2 separate regions of the Homo sapiens genome follow, and region 2 is linked to region 1. The links are chromatin loops, found by intact Hi-C in ENCODE. Cell type or tissue: adrenal gland. All regions are shown on one strand. Each heading gives the region's core, and the rest is flanking DNA. Links, peaks and the distances in the headings are about the cores only. Region 1 has its middle 15 kb from the start of TXNDC2. Region 2 overlaps VAPA (VAMP associated protein A).

Evidence for each region. Peaks named below come from ENCODE experiments on the same cell type or tissue, not always from the same donor. Only the 100,000 strongest peaks of a DNase experiment are listed, where the experiment ranks them.
Region 2: a loop joins it to region 1, with 2.2 times the contacts of the local background. A loop is called at or near these places in 14 of 110 quality-filtered maps.

Annotation. Positions count from the first base shown.
Region 1 is chr18:9,866,915-9,875,261 of GRCh38, reverse strand. No RefSeq gene overlaps it. Among named protein-coding and RNA genes, the nearest start is that of TXNDC2, 15 kb to the left of the region's middle. RefSeq lists an enhancer at 5,076-5,235 and a cis regulatory region at 4,942-5,544. In adrenal gland, for the core only: no CTCF peak of the experiment used is centred there; DNase peaks (open chromatin) are centred at 4,635, 5,086 and 5,298; H3K27ac peaks cover 3,643 bases.
Region 2 is chr18:9,923,312-9,931,658 of GRCh38, reverse strand. All of the region lies in intron 1 of VAPA (VAMP associated protein A), which reads right to left. It also overlaps the pseudogene RNA5SP450. Among named protein-coding and RNA genes, the nearest start is that of VAPA, 13 kb to the right of the region's middle. RefSeq lists a silencer at 4,853-5,147. In adrenal gland, for the core only: a CTCF peak has its summit at 3,816; no DNase peak of the experiment used is centred there; H3K4me3 peaks cover 2,647 bases; H3K27ac peaks cover 2,227 bases.

The sequences.
Region 1 (8,347 bases), core at 334-8,333:
TGCCCAATCCCAATATGCATGTAGAATGGTTTCAGGATAGTTAACCTGTACCTCCACGGTTAGCAACTTTATCAACTGGAGCACAGTGCTTGTACATATAGTTCCTTTTATCTTTAGTTTTATAGTTTCCCGCATTTCCAAAGTTACTTAACATCAGCATTTCTTTCTCCTGACACCTTCAGTGAAGTTATATCACACATTTGTAATATAGTTAAAGTCATGCACCACATAATGGCATTTGGTCAGTGATGGACTGCACATACAACAGTGGTCCCATAAGATTATAACAGAACTGAAAAATTCCTATTAGCTAGTGGCATCATGGCTGCCCTAATGTCATGGCAAAATTATTTTTAAAATAAATTTAGTGTAGACTAAAGGTACAGTGTTTATAAAGTACACAATAATGTACAGGCATGTCTCAGGCTTTTACATTCACCGCTCACTCACTGACTCACCCAGAGCAACTTCCTATGTACAGAAAGTGCCCTATGAAGATGTACCATTTTAACTTTTTTTGTTTTTGAGATGGAGTTTCGCTCTTGGCATCCAGGCTGGAGTGCAACGGCACGATCTCGGCTCACTGCAACCTTCACCTCCCAGGTTCAAGTGATTCTTCTGCCTCAGCCTCCCAAGTAGCTGGGATTACAGGCACCCACCGTCACACCCAGCTATTTTTGTATTTTTAGTAGAGACGGAGTTTTACCATGTTGGCCAGGCTGGTCTTGAACTCCTGACCTCAGGTGATCTGCCAGCCTCTGCCTCCCAAAGTGCTGGGATTACAGGCGTGAGCCACCACGCCCGGCCATTTCAATCTTTTATAGCATATTTTTACTGCATCTTTTCTATGTTTAGGTATGGATTAGGCACACAAATACCATCAAGTTATAATTGCCTACAGTATTCAGTATGGTAACATGCTCTAGGGGTTTATAGCCTAGGAGCAATAGGCTGTACTATCTACGTTTGTTTAATTTCACTCTATGATGTTCACACTATGATGAAACCACCTAATGACACATTTTTCAGAATGTATCCCTGTCATTAAGTGATGCATGACTGTATATTCTTTTTTGTTTTCTTTTTTTGAGACAGGGTCTCACTTTGTTGCCCAGTCTGGAGTGCAGTGGTGTGAACACAGGCTCACTGTAGCCTCAACCTCCCAAGCTCAAGCAATCCTGCCACCTCAGTCCCCCAAGTAGCTGGGACTACAGTTGTGCACCACAATGCCTGGCTAATTGTTGTATTTTTTTTGTAGAGACAGGGTATCGCTATGCTACCCAGGCTATGACTGTATATTCTTTTGTCACAATCTTCATTTCATCCTAGAACCCTGTTCTGTCGGTCGTTTTTTTCAAATTTGCATATATTATTTTGTGCTGTGGAGTCCTTTGGGTTTTGACAAATGGATGGGTTTTTTTTTGTTTGTTTGTTTTTTGTTTTTTGTGGGTTTTTTTTTTTTTTGACGGAATTTCACTCCTGTTGCCCAGGCTGGAGTACAATGTCACTATCTTGGCTCACTCTAACCTCCGCCTCCTGGGTTCAAGTGATTCTCCTGCCTCAGCCTCTTGAGCAGCTGGGATTACAGGCATCTGCCACCACGCCCAGCTAATTTTTTGTATTTTTAGTAGAGATGGGGTTTCACCATGTTGGCCAGGTTGGTCTCAAACTCCTGACCTCGTGATCCGCCCACCTTGGCCTCCCAAAGTGCTGGGATTACAGGCATGAGCCACTGCTCCCAGCCAATAGATGGTATTATTAACCACCACTACAGTACCATACAGAATAGTTTCATAGCCCTAAAAAAATATGTGCTTCACCTAGTCAGCCCTCATCCTTCTGCAAACCCACAGCAACCACTGATTTGCTCATTGTCTCTATAGTTTTGTCTTTCCAGAATGTCACAAAATGGAATAATATAGTATGCAACCTTCTCAGACTGACTTCTTTCTCTTAGCAATACGCATTTATGGCATTCCCATGTTGTTTTGTTTATTGTTTATTTCATCACTGAATAAAAAATTATAAACTTTAGTTAAACTCTGAAAAGCAGATCCTAAGACAAAAATTTGAGTGCAAGTAGTTTATTTGGGAGATAATCCCAGGAGACACTGGAGGGGGAGTTGGAAGGTGATCAAGTCAGTTGCCACTGTGTACAACTGAAGCTCACACCAAAGGCAAGCTGGGAGGGAGTAATGCCAACTCTCTAGACTTCATTGGAACATTTTGTCTAGGGGCAGTAAGCCTGGCACCTCTGCTTGCCCTAGGCACAGGCCCTGCATGTCCCCACAACCACCCTGAAAGCATCACAGGTGTTTGCAGTGAGCAGTCATCTGAGAATAGAGGCCAGTGCTAAGAAATTGTGCTTGGAGAGGGTACCTGCAATGTCTATTACAAGAGGTGAGCAGTATTAGCAGAAGAAAGATTTCTCTTCTAGATTCCACTCTAAAGAGTCTGAAAATCTAACTGAGGATCCATGGGTACCCTGCCAAGATAGAGCTGTGAGCAGTGGTCCTACTCTGACCACTTCTGACTTTCTAGTGTAATGTTTAAAGCTCTTTGGTGTAAGTATTTACTGAAAAATTCCATGTGGAGCTGCTTCGGTAAGATTCAGGGTAGGTGTAAGTTTGTTGATGTTTTAATACAAATATGCCACTAAAAATATTTATCAAATGCACCATAGTTCATGGTGTAAAGACGTTGCTGTCTGCTTGCTGTTCTTTGAATCTACCAACGCCCACCTTCTAAAGAAGCCAGACAAGTGAGCAGACTACTATAGGCTACATCTGCCTTCAGAACGAATGGAGCCACAGTGGGGTGGAGCAGGTAGAAAGAAGCAAAGCAGCAGGCCCCCAGTAATCATCTTTTAGTGTATTGTAGCTTCGACGTTCAGACAATGTTTAGATGTTCAGACAGATGGTCAATACCTTCCTTCCTGGGAAGGGTCCAAGCTCATTCTCACCGTAAGCAAATGTGGCATTCAGTGGGCCCTTAATGCATGAATGAATAAAGGCATGGATGGATTACAGCTTGTATAATGGAAAACAGTTGAAGAAGGTTTATACTAAAACACTTAATTTAAAAAATATTTTTGCTGAAATGATCTTTATGAACATCTGGCAGACCACCATCTCCACCTTAGCCTCTGAGTAAAGAAAAAGGAGAATCACTATATATTGTATGTATCAAAACATCACTATGTACCCCATAAATCTGTGCAATTATTATGCGTTAATTTTAAGAAATAAAGGAAATTGGAGAGAGGTGAAAGACACTATTCCCATGTTTCCAATACATCCAAAGTTTAAAATCATAATATTGAAAAACAAATGTTTAAACCAAAAAAAGGGTAAAATGTCACAGATTAACACAGTCCCGTCAGCACCATGCATTTCATGAAATGATGTTATATGGTACAAATCTCTCTTTCCCAGTCCAAATATAGGCTTCTTGAGGGTAAGATATGCCTTGGTATCTGCAGTCTTTACAGCGCAGTGTGGAATAACCCAGACACTCAATGAAAACTTGCACGATAGGATCAAAGTGCCCATATCTTGTGAGTTTCTCTTTTTTGACTCACGAAGGTCATCACAATTAACTTCCTGGTCTCCTGCTACAACACTGAGTGTAGAGAAGAAAAATGACATTTTAATACTAGACTCATGATGTTTAGTGCAAAAAATGCACTGTCTCTGGTGAACACGATTTGACCCTAACTTATAGGCTAACCTGCTGCCCCCAATTCTATGGTGACTCTGATTCCTCCTGGGGAGATCCAGGAAAGCCTCCTAAAATTGCTTCCCAGCCTCCGACGCAGGGTGGTATATTGCCAGGCAGAGAGGAGCAAAGATGGATGGCCTTCCAGTTAGGAGAAAGCAACCAGGGTGTGATGTGGGCAGGAGCAGGGACCCTGGGCAGCGATGGGGCCAGGATGGAGGCTGGGCTAAATGAAAGGGGCATTTCACCACAGGTTACAGAGTTGCAATTTTACTTAATTTGCAATAAGAGACTCACAGAAAGTTTTCAGGAAATGATACGATTTGCTGTGTACCTACATCACTCACTGCTAGCATATTCTATGCTAGCTCTGAGAGCCAAAGATAACAATCAAAGAGATCTACTGAGAAACTATCACTATAATCAAGATAGAACATATCAAAAGCCTATGCTAGGACAGTGGAAAGAAGGAAAAAAGGTTTGAGAAACTCAGAAATAGAATTTCCATGGTTTGGTCAGTGCTTGAAAGGAGCTGAAACTGGCTCTCAAATTTGAAGCCTGAGCCTCTGAGAGAATGAATGCAGCGCAGGAATGGCATTGTTAACAAGGTGCAACACTATTTGCATGCAAGAGGGGACTTCAGTACACCCATTCCGCAGCTGGAAATCAAGCTCTGATCTCTGGAAAGCAGTCAGGCTAGACAACAGTGTAGAAGCCAGACACCCAGAGGCAATAGTTGAAGCCATAAAGTTGGATGAAATCAGAAGGAAGGTGTACTGAGGAGAAATAGGAACACACGTTTGCAGGAAGTACCTGCATTTAAGCTCTAAGAAGAGCCAGCAAAGGAAAATGAAAAGGGCAGTAAAAGAAGTGCAGAAACCACAGAACCAGCTTCTGGGCTGGAGAAGGAGGGTCCAGGAGGGAGAGAGGGGCCCACAGCTTCACCTGCCCTCTGAGAGTGGAGAGTGGAAAGAGGGGATAGGCTTTGAAAGTGCAGAGCTGGGGGAGGGACTGAATTCAGGCGAGCAGTGACTAGATGATCAAGTGAGTACATCATGATTCTCATTTAAGAATTTCTTTAGTGAGAAGGGAAGAGAGGGTGGCTTGGAGGAGGAAAAAAAGACAGCTGATCAAAACTAGAGAAGATTTATGCATATAGGTAGGTTGATGGGAGGGGTAAAACAGTGCATGGGTGATTTTAAGATGAAAATAAAAACAAATAAGCAAAAAGCTTGGGGCGTGCCTTAGCAATGAGAGAAAAAGCACGCACACATCCAGAGAGAAGTGAAGTGAAGGAGAACCGAGAAAGCTGCCACCTATGGTCTGCCAGGCCCACCTGGGGACACCAGTTTGGGCACTGGGTTCTCAGAAGCTAATTCAGGGCATCGGGCCCTACAAAGTCAAGATGGCTGGACCTTGATGCATGAGTCATTTCAAAAAAGCCGGTTAAGAACTTCACTGAGGGTTGAGTAATGGTTTCAACATCAAGGTCAGGGACACAGAAAAGATAAATGAAGCTGCCCAAACGGTAGGGTCAAGGAGAGTCACCCCAGCAGTTTTGGATCAGACCTTCCCATCAAAGCAGCAAGTCTCCTTTAATTGGGTGATTCAGCATTTCCAGCCTGAGCTGGTTAACCCTTAACTCCCCTGTCAAAACTTCCTCTTGAGATGCAACAATGGGTTTTGGAATAGGACATAGGACGGACCTCCGCATGAATGCACTTGCCCTCCTTATGTCCCTTAAGCTCTCCATGCTCCTTCTGTAAAAGGAGAACAATTTCACATCTATCTCAGATTTGTTTTGCGGATAAAATGAGATACAGTTTGAAAGTAGCTCCTGGGAAATTTTCATTAATCATGGATCTCCTTTTCTTCATTCTTTTATTATGTGCAGCACTTATAATGAGAGGAAAGAAAGGAGAAAACAGTAGTAGCTGATCTTTGACTTTTGTCTCTCTTGATCAGAAAGTCTTGGGTAATTTACTTAACCTTCTGTGTCTGGGTTTCCTCACTTGTAAAGTGGAGATAATAGTGTCTGCCTCATAAAGGCTGTTGTAAAGATAAAAAGAGATAATATGATGTAAAGCCCCTAGAACTGTGTCTGGCACATAGCAAGCCCCTGTATTCATGTTGGCTGTTACTGTTTTTGAGCGCTTGCTTGGTGCCAGGGCCATAACAATTCTTCTGTAGCATAAACCCCATGGCTCCACTTGGGAGGCACCATGAGTGTGTCACCTTCCATGTGAATAGCATTCCCAAGAGCTGCCTGGGGCTCCCCGTGTGAAAGCCTCATCACACACACCCTCTCACTCGGTCCTCAGGACACACCTGAGGGTAAATACCACACGCTGACAATACTTTATACTCTGGGGGCAGATGTTTTCAGAACTCAGAACTTTGGATTTTACAAAGTAACATAGTATATCTATCACAGAACATTCCAGCAGTCAGCGGGAGGATCCTATCATGAAACACAGTAGTATTTCTGCAGCTAGATATACAAATACTCACTCCTGGTTGGATAAATAACTATTATAAAGAGCATCACGTCAGTTCAGGTTTGGTCCTGCTGCCAAATGAGTCCATGTCAAACTCAGGAAAAAAAAAATCTGTTTACAAAGCTTTTGGATTCTAGAAGTGTGTATGTGTGTGCATATGAATTACTACCTGCATTTTGCATATGAGGAAACTGAGGCTTAGAGGGACCAATCTGCCAACGGTCTCACTGCCAGCAGATTACAGAGCTGGGAGTCAGACATGAGTGGTCTGACTCCAGATGTCTTAATCTGCACACTGCATTGCCTCCCAATAAAAGAAAAAGGAACAGAACAAAAAAGAATACAGCAACTAAAAACCACAATGAGATAACATCTCACGCCAGTCAGAATGGTGGTTATTCAAAAGTCAGGAAACAATAGATGCTGGCGAGGCTGTGGAGAAATAGGAATGCTTTTACACTGTTGGCGAGAGTGTAAATTAGTTCAACCATTGTGGAAGACAGTGGGACGATTCCTCAAGGATCTAGAACCAGAAATACCATTTGACTCAGCAATCCCATTGCTGAGTATATACCAAAAGGATTATAAATCATTCTACTATAAAGACACACCCACACACCTATGTTTATTGCAGCACTATTTACAATAGCAAAGACTTGGAACCAACCCAAATGCGGCCGGGCGCGGTGGCCCACGCCTGTAATCCCAGCACTTTGGGAGGCCGAGGTGGGCGGATCAGGAAGTCAGGAGATCGAGACAATCCTGGCTAGCGCAGTGAAACCCCGTCTCTACTAAAAATGCAAAAAAAATTAGCCAGGCATGGGGGTGGGTGCCTGTAGTCCCAGCTGCTTGGGAGGCTGAGGCAGGAGAATGGTGTGAGCCCGGGAGGCGGAGCTTGCAGTGAGCTGAGATCGTGCCACTGCACTCCAGCCTGGGCGACAGAGCGAGACTCTGTCTAAAAAAAAAAAAAAGAAAAAAGAAAATGTGGCACATACACACCATGGACTACTATGCAGCCATAAAAAAGAATGAGTTCATGTCCTTTTCAGGGACGTGGATGAAGCTGGAAGCCGTCATTCTCAGCAAACTAACACAGGAACAGAAAATCAAACACTGCATGTTCTCACTCATGAGTGGAAGTTGAACGATGAGAACACATAGACCAGGGAGGGGTACAACACACACTGGGGCCTGTTTTGTGGGGTGGGGGGAAAGGGGAGGGTCAGCATTAGGACAAATACCTAGTGAATGCGAGGCTTAAAACCTAGATGATGGGTTGATAGATGCAGCAAACCACCATGGCACATGTACACCTATGTAACAAACCTGCACATCCTGCACATGTGTCCTGGAACTTAAAGTATAAAAAAAAAAAAAAAAAGAAAGAAAGAAAAGAAAAGAAAAAAAAAGAACGTAGCAACTAAGAGGACAGGGAAAAAGAATGCTTCTCAGCTTCAGGGCAAAGGCTGAAGCCTAGGACATCATCATAGCCACTCAGTTCCCTGTCCTAAGTGTCTTGCAAACAATGATTTCACTTCACGTTGACATTAACCCTGTGATGTGGATACTATTCCCATTTTATAAGAGGTAACTGAGGTTCAGAGAAACCAAGTAACTTGCTCAGAATCATTTGATGAGTAAGGGGTGGGGCTGACTCCCCAGTCCCTGGTTCCTACCCATGTGGTCAGAGTGCCTCCTCCAGTCACGCTGCCCTGTCTGTAGTTGAATGAACTCCTCATTCTTGCCATTCTCAGTTGTCTTGTCTTTTCCCTTCTCTTCGTTCTCTCCTTTGTAAGCTTGGTAATTGCAGAAATCTCATGGAGCATGAAAAACTAGTTCACCAGCTGACTCATAGTAGCACTCAATAAACACTTGTTGGAATGATGGACGGATGGACAATTTTACAAAGATAGGTGATAAGGTGCTTACCCAGGAACTCATGAATTTTCTGTCCTCCAATACACCCTCCCCCATTGCCAGATGTGTAGAAGGTTAGACCAGAATGATCCCACATCCCAGTATGCTCAGAACTACCCTTTACTCTTGCTGTCCCAGCAGCCCTTTCACTCTCTAAAGTGCCCCAGACTAGGGGAAGAGTCTGGAACTAAACAGAAGATTCAGGAACCTAAAAG
Region 2 (8,347 bases), core at 270-8,269, 56 kb before region 1:
CGAGGTGGCAGACTTAAAAACAAGTCATATTTTCTTCTTCATTCCCTGTATTTCACAAAATTTCTACCATAAACATGTATGATTTCTATCAAAAAAGTACTATGAAACTTTGGATCTATGAACTTTACAACTGTATTTTTACAGTATGTTGTTAATACGTTGCTGAAAATAACAGAATTTCCCAGTTGTCTGCAAACCAGTGTCAATCTTCAAGTTCATTTTACTAGGCCAACTGCAAAAATCTCTACATCTGAAGACCCTACACCCTATGACATCAGTGCTTTTGCTTCACCTCAATTTTGTTTGTTCATTCATTCAATCCATTCATTCATTCACATATTTGTTAAGTGTTTATTATGCCATATGCTCTAGATACAAAGTTTTTAAGCTTTGGTTCTGCACCCAAACAACATAAAATTACAAAACAAAGAACCCAAAAGGCTGATCCATTTTGCTGAAGAAAAGCCTGAAGAAAAATTATGCAGATTAATTTAGACAACAAAATAAATACCTGTTAATTTGGAGGAAGAACATAAAAACATGTTCCAGTTGGGAACAATAACCACAGTTCTAAGTATTCCAAAAGTAATTTTAAATCGTTCTAAAAACAATTCGTTTAAAGTTATGTATTTTTTAAAAAAGCTAGAAGGCTGGAATCAAAGACAACTATTATAAAGGCTCTCTTTTCTTTATTTCAATCTTAAGAATAAGCATGTCTTTTAAAATTTTACAAAGTCATTAAAAGACACTTATTTCAAGCCCTAAGAAGCAAAATGATTTTATGCTATGCTTAAAGTTTGTTAGTAGTAAAATATTTTCTAATAAATAAAAATTTGGAACTAGGATGAGAGGAAGGAGATAAAAATGAGTGAAAATTAGAAGCAAGCATAGAAAGGCAGAGAACCAGTTATAGAAAAGAAAGCATTTTAATATAACTAACAGGTCTGCATTTTTTTTTTAAAAAAAAAGCATACATATGACAAAGTATGATCTTCTGAACTGCTTGTTTCATTATATGGTCAAACTAATCATTCCATTTACAACATACAACCCTTGCTGCTTCTTCAACCCCAAGAGCTTCCATTATCTTTTTGAAAAGCATCTGATTAAAAACTCCACCATAAAACTAGTATGAGAGTAAAGACGAAAACTCCAATGTGTCCATTTCACTACATGAATCCACAAAATGGCTGGCTGGAGATACGTTTTGAACTGATAAAACTAGAAGTCTTAAAGGCAAATTCCATTTCTTAACATTCTCAAACCCATAATTACTACAAACGCTTAAAAATGTAAAATGTTATAGGACTATTTTGACTAGGACTTTAACATTAGTAGCAATCACAGATTAAAATAAAGATCCAATTTCTTAGTAACATGACAAAAAGACATGTCACAAAATTTTAATTTTGAACAATCCTAATCCATAGTGAATGCCTAATTATTTTAATTACATATTTATGTATTTTCATAACATAATTATGTAAGTTTTTAGAATTAAATGTTTTATTAATTTAATTCTCCCCAATTTTAAAAAGTACCAATTATCCAAACTAAGGTAAAATAATTTTTTAAACTGATTTTTAAAATGACTGTGGGTCAGTTTTCATCAACAAACTCTACAAGAGTTGTACGAATTCTGAAATAGTATTTACATTTCACGATACTGCCCACCAGGGATTATAAATTGTCAATACAGATAGTGGGCTTTCTAGACATAAAAATATAAATTATCTAAAGATGATGATAATATATCAAAAGAAATACACCTCACCCATTCAAAACTAAATTCTTAACAGGACATGTTAACTTGCGAGTAAAACGTAGAATTATCTATAATAAACCCACTTAACTACTGAATTTGAGATTTTCTGCTCCATTGTATCCCTCTAGCCTCTCAATGAGGGTTGCTCCCAGCAGATAGCTAAGAGTTTGAGCCCCTTTCCTAGTTTAAAATAGAAAATTATCAAGTACTGATGACCATTAGCAAAGGAATAACCAGATTTAATAGCTTAAAAAAGTCACGGAAAGAAATATCTGGTCCACTTTTGTGAGTCACAGAATCCTTTAAGAACCTGACGAAAGCCATATCCCACCTCATAAAAACATACATAGGTAAATATTCAAAAACATTTTACATTGACTTTTATGGAAGGTAAAATGAGTTGGAGAGCTGAGTTCAGGGATGGAGGGGTTGTATCATGTACCCCCACCCCGCCAGGAGCTGCTGATTAAAAGGCCTGATGAAGAAATCTACCTTAAGATCTTCAAAAAAGAGAAGTTATATTCTTTACTGAAAGTGCTACAAACATAACCCTTTAGGTGGTAACTGCTCCTTTCATTAGGAGCAGGGGGTGGGGGCAGGAAACAGGACGGTAGACATTCTGCAATGCAGACCCACACAATGAAGTACTATGTTCCCATTGCACCGAATTTTCAAATACTCCTCCAGAAATTCATATTGGTGAAAAACCTCTTTTCCAAGTATTCATCTATTACGTGAACAGGAAAAATGTGTACTCTTTTCTTCAAAATGTTAAAAGGTGAGTTCACTATTACTGAAGACTATTCTAACAATAGCAATGCCACTCATCATACCTGAATCACCAATACAACACATCTGAATTAGTCAGCAGGCATCTGTAGGTAACACATTCACATGAATCTACCTATATTCACATGAATCTACCTATATGCCCTAAAACGGCATATTCTTATTTTGCCCTTTTAACAATGTTAAGAAAACTGTCAGTACTACTCGGATAACTCTTATTTCTCTTAAATCCAAACTTACTCACCTTAAGTAGATACAAACATCTGACTACTGTACCTACAAACTTAAGTAGGGTACAAGTATCTGACTACTTCATTATGTCTTCTAGTGTAGTCACGCCCAAACATTTACACTTAAAATGAGCATTCCATTATAAAATTACTTCCTTTTTTTCCCCTTATGTTATAGCTAGGGCAAATATATTTTAACATTTTTAATTACATATGTTGGTCATTTTATATATGCATTTCATTTCAGGATAGCAATAGCATTACAAAATATAAAAATGAGTTATGAAGTTAGAGTTAAGAACCCCTGAATTAAACCAATAATCTGCTTCACTAATTGAAAATGTATCCTTTGTAAGCCTTAGGTGATTAAACCATCAAGAGAAACAAGTGGCCACCATAAAAGTCAGGATAATGGTTAATCCTGCAGTGGAAGTAACTGGGAGAGGGTAAAAGGAGCACTTTGCCGAATGCTAGCCAAGTTCTATTTCTAACCCTGGAGGTGATTATATGAGTATTTAACTTTTGATAATTCCTTGAACTGTATATATCTTTTATTTACGAAAAACAATAAAAATGTTTTTTCAGAAAAACTGATCCTTGAAATAACCTTGAAAAATTGAAAAAACAGTGAAAAGCAGTTTTGATGACAAAGTGAACATCTGATGCAATTTATGTAATAAATAGGTTTAGAGGATTTCTAAAACTTAATCCCTATAAATCAGGGAAATCCTATCATTTGCCCAATATGAATGCTTAGTTTAACATTTAGGAAACAATTTTTTAACTAGTCCATTTTAATCAAAAGTATTGATAGAAACTTATATTAGAGATATGTCACTGTTTATAATGAACTATCCCATATGAAAAAAGAAAACTGCATACGTTACATTTATTTGCACTCTTATATTGAAAAAAATCTACAATTAAAATACTTCTACCTTTCAATTATGTGGCTGTTGTTCTTTGGAAGCCCTACCATTTCCTGCCACTAAGTATTCTGTCCCAACTCCTCTACAGCTGTCACTGCCATTAAGCCAAAATCCTACTCCTAGTCCCAAATTTTTACAATCAAACAGAAATGTAACACATACATAAATGTGGCCTTTGAGTAAAAAAGTCTGAACATAAGTTTTAAAAAAACTTAGAGCCTGACATGTCAAAAATATTAGAAAATTTTAAGGCAGCTCACCCAAAAGTCAGTCAAGTGAGACTGGCCTGCCTCCTTTGCCTAAAAACATTTTTCCAGCAGGAAATACCCTTTTTAGTCAGTCCATATGTGTAAAATTCAACCATTCAGAACAATGACTTCCTTTTAAATAGCGGGACCTTTATTCTCCAAACCACCCAGTCTTAAAAGGAATCCCACTAAGCTAAGAAGAGCTATCAAAAAAAAAAAAAAAGAACCACTGTAACAGTTCTTAAAAACTGTTATCATTCATCCATATTTTGATGTGAACTACTGATGACAAAGTTACCTTGAAAGGCTGAGTTGAGTTCAGCTGCAAAGAGAATCAATTGTGGAGGAGGGGAACAGCTAGCTTTTCCCCCAACATTTTATTATGAAAAATTTGACAAAGAAGTTGAGATAATTATATAAACACTCATACACTCATCACTCACATTCTACGATGAACATTTTGCTGTATTTACTTTGCAGCATATCTATCTGCCCTGTCCAGACATCCACTTAATTTTTGATGCACATCAAACTAAGCTGAAGACACCAATATAGTCACTCCTGAACATCTCAGTATGCATATCAACTTTAGTATTTGTTTTCTGTTAAGAGAATAAAATTTTAATATGGGATAAGCAGTAGTATATCACACAGAGCATTTCAGAAAACAGAAAACACTTCTAAAATGTAACTTAAGAATAAACAGACAATGCACATGAACATTAATTTATGAACTCTGTGACCCCCATTTAGGCTAGTTACTCAGAGGTGTGTTTAGGAGACAATTCTCCATGGGCCTCTAGCATTTCTGCACATCTTGCAAGAAGTAGTCCTGGGGGTTTTTACCCAGGCTATCTTTTCAAGAATGTATTAAATAGTGAACTGTCTTAGAAGACAACACCTCCCTTCTGAGGAGAGGGGCAGGTTTGTTCACTGACCAATATAATCAAGATAAGGTCTTCTACTGGAACAAAGGTCAGGTAGGTTTCTGTGCAGCCCACTATGAAAGATTCCGGTTCTCTAAGCTCAGGGTTTCTAGTTATGATGCAAACTCACTATGTGAGTAGCATCTACCCGAACACCTCTGTCACCTCCATGGAACTTGAGGAGGGCAAGGAAAACAACACAAATATAAAGCCCATTCCACTTGCAGTGCCATGAACAATGATGTCCACTGTCTAACTCAGGAAATCTCATGTCTTCTACCAACATCTACAAAACTGCAGCAGGCTAAATTTTCAGTCCCTTCACAGTTCTTGACAAGGTCTTTGTAAATTCTTAGCTATGCAGTGCAGACTAATGAGGAAGGCTGGGTGCTCTGCTCAAATACACAAACAATGTAGCCACAGCAATGCAGGTGATGACTACCTTCAATGTTTCTAACAGGTTTTAGCTAATTAAGTTGTATCACTGATTAAACTGTTTCCCAGTTACACAAGGGTTATGCTGCTGAGTATCTGTGGCATCATGTTAAGGTAATCATATATACAAAACATATATTAATACTATATAGTACACAGAATATCTACTAACGGAACAGCTAGCGTTTATTGGGCACTCATGTATCAATAACTTTGTATGAACTATGTTATTTAACCCTCACAAGTCCATGAAGTAGATACTTTCATTACATTTTAATATACCAAGTTTACAAATGATTCAACTTAGAAGGTAAACAGTAGTCCAAGGTCATATAACTCAAAGCAATGAAAGTGGGAAGTCAAACCAGGTCTGACTCTAGGGCCTGAACTCTCATAAATTTTGTACGTATAACCAAACGGTATTTATTTTCTAATTCATAAGTATTCCAGGTAGACTTCTGCCACAATAAAGCATGAAAGTGCAGTCAAATTAGCAATATATGAAAAAGATTTTTAAATTGATATTGTATTTCTCTTGGTCACACAGGTCAACACTGAACACTTCCTGAAATAAGTATCAAGCACTCAAAAAATATTTTACATTTTTACATCCAAGAAAGCCCTAAAACATTCTTATTACAAATTTTTTAAATGATGTCACTTGAATTTACCCTTACTGTATGTTTTTTTCAAACACATTTAAATATCAGACTTGATGTAAGCTCCATGAATAGGTCTTTGTTTCGTTAGCTGCTGTATCCCCAGCAACTAACACAATGCCTGGTGTAGTAGGTACTGAAGAAATATTTTTGTATAAATATTTTTGTACAAATAGAGTAATACTTTCTGGGAAAAAAAATGAGTCTTAGTTCTATTTTTAAAAACTTAGTCATTGAAGCACTAAAACATATCTCTTCATAAGATTTCACTAACATCATAAAAGTATGGATCCTGAGATTAATGGAAAAGCAAGACTGCACTATTTTATTTAAGCCTCTAAGGGCTTTAATTACTGAAATTGCCTCACTGTCCATATTATACAATCATATTATACAATTATACAAACATATTATACAATCATATTATACAATCAGTTTATCCATACTATACAATCAACAGTTTCAGAATGTATCATGAAAACTCTCCAAAATCCACTTAATATGGTCATGTAATCATTTTTTATAAACCAGTATTCCCATTCTGGGAGCCTAAAATTACAGTATGAAAAAGTTACCAACCGGAAGGGACCATGTCTTTTACTTCTTTTACACCATTTTCATACAGTGTAGTATTGTTCTGGTCGTATAAATACTCATCCATCACCTTTACATAAACACGTACCTAAATAAAAAATGAAAACACTTCTTTCCATTCTTTTGGCAGCCTTCTGGGGCAAGGGAGATGCTCATTTTTGTTACTGATGTTATACTATGACTTTAAAAAAAAAAAAAGCATAATGTAGTATGTTCAATCTGAGGCTTAACAGCTAAAACCATTACCTAGCTGATGGACCTTGGGTAAATCACTTCCCCTCTCTATCCCAGTCTAACCTGCTTCATTTTAGAATTTGTAGGCAAAATGATCTCTAAGGCTTCTCTCATGTCATGTGACATTGTGATTAACTTTACTTACCACCTTAAAGAACGTCTTCTACCCGGTGGTAAAGATGGGAGATAATTCAATCTTAAACCCATCACAGCTTTATTGACATTTCATCTTAAAAAACTACCTTAAACGTTTTAGGAGTGCTTTTTAAGGTATTCTGATGCATACACTGCTCAGTCTGACCTAAACAATCCTGGTGACATAATCTTGAAAACAAGGCAGAGAAAATAAACAATAGTCTTAACACAGAAGTGGAACACTTTGATTTGCAACATTTCATACCAATTTTATGTCCCTCCACTCTAAACTTCCAAAGAACAATAAGATGTACACATACGTAAATTATTTGTAAAAGAACAATGTTAGTGTTCAAGAATGAACGTGAAATTAGTGCATGCTACTTACTAATAATTTAACATCTTGATTAAAATAGAAACGAGCGGTCCACATCTAAAGTTTAAGTTTTTGGATTCTAGACAGGTAGGATGTAAAGAAATAGAAAAGAAGGTACATTTTCAGAGAACCTGAAACAAACTTTTTTTTTTATTATTTAGATCTAAAGTTTTTGCTAGGGGAAAATATAACATGAAAAAATGATCACAATAATCTTAACTAAAAACATACAAAATACAAATATATAATTATACACAGCATAGCTATAAAAAGTTTATCAAAATGTTAACAGAGGTTATTTTGTGAGATTGAGTAATTTTTATTGGCTTTATAATATCTCCCATCCAAGTACTAACCAGACCCTGCTAGCTTCCGAGATCAGACGAGATGGGGCGCGTTCAGGGTGGTATGGCCATAGACAGCTTTATAATATCTATACTTTTTCCATTTTCTAATTTAGCACTGATTTTATATAACAAGGGACTTTTAAACATGTACCCATAGTAGCTTAATTTGCTTATAAATCCTCTTACTTGTAAAATCCTGGAAGAAAAAACTGAAAAAATTCAGAACCACAGATTTTTTGGGGATCTGTTGTTAGTGAGGTTTTTCTCAGTGGGAACAGTACTCAGAAAACAAGACCAAGAGATTCTGGCCCTACAGGCTTTAAAAAGTAAAATTTTTTCACAGGAAAAACTAAACAGGAAACACTGTATGATTTAAAGGCACCCTATGTCTTTAAAGTATGACAGTCACTCCATGTCATATTATTCAAGAATTAAAATTATATACATATTCATATACACTTCACACATATACACACATACATGAAACATACAGCTACAAAAGAGCTGTCAAAACATAGGCCCATGAGAAATTTGTCAAGTTATACTATAAACATACGTTTAAAAGTCCTCTCATAGCAACAATTCTTTTTTAATTAACATCCCTACTTTTTAACGGTAATTCAATCTAATCATTTCCTTAAAATGCTAAAAGTTTAAAAGTCCTCTCATAGCAACAATTC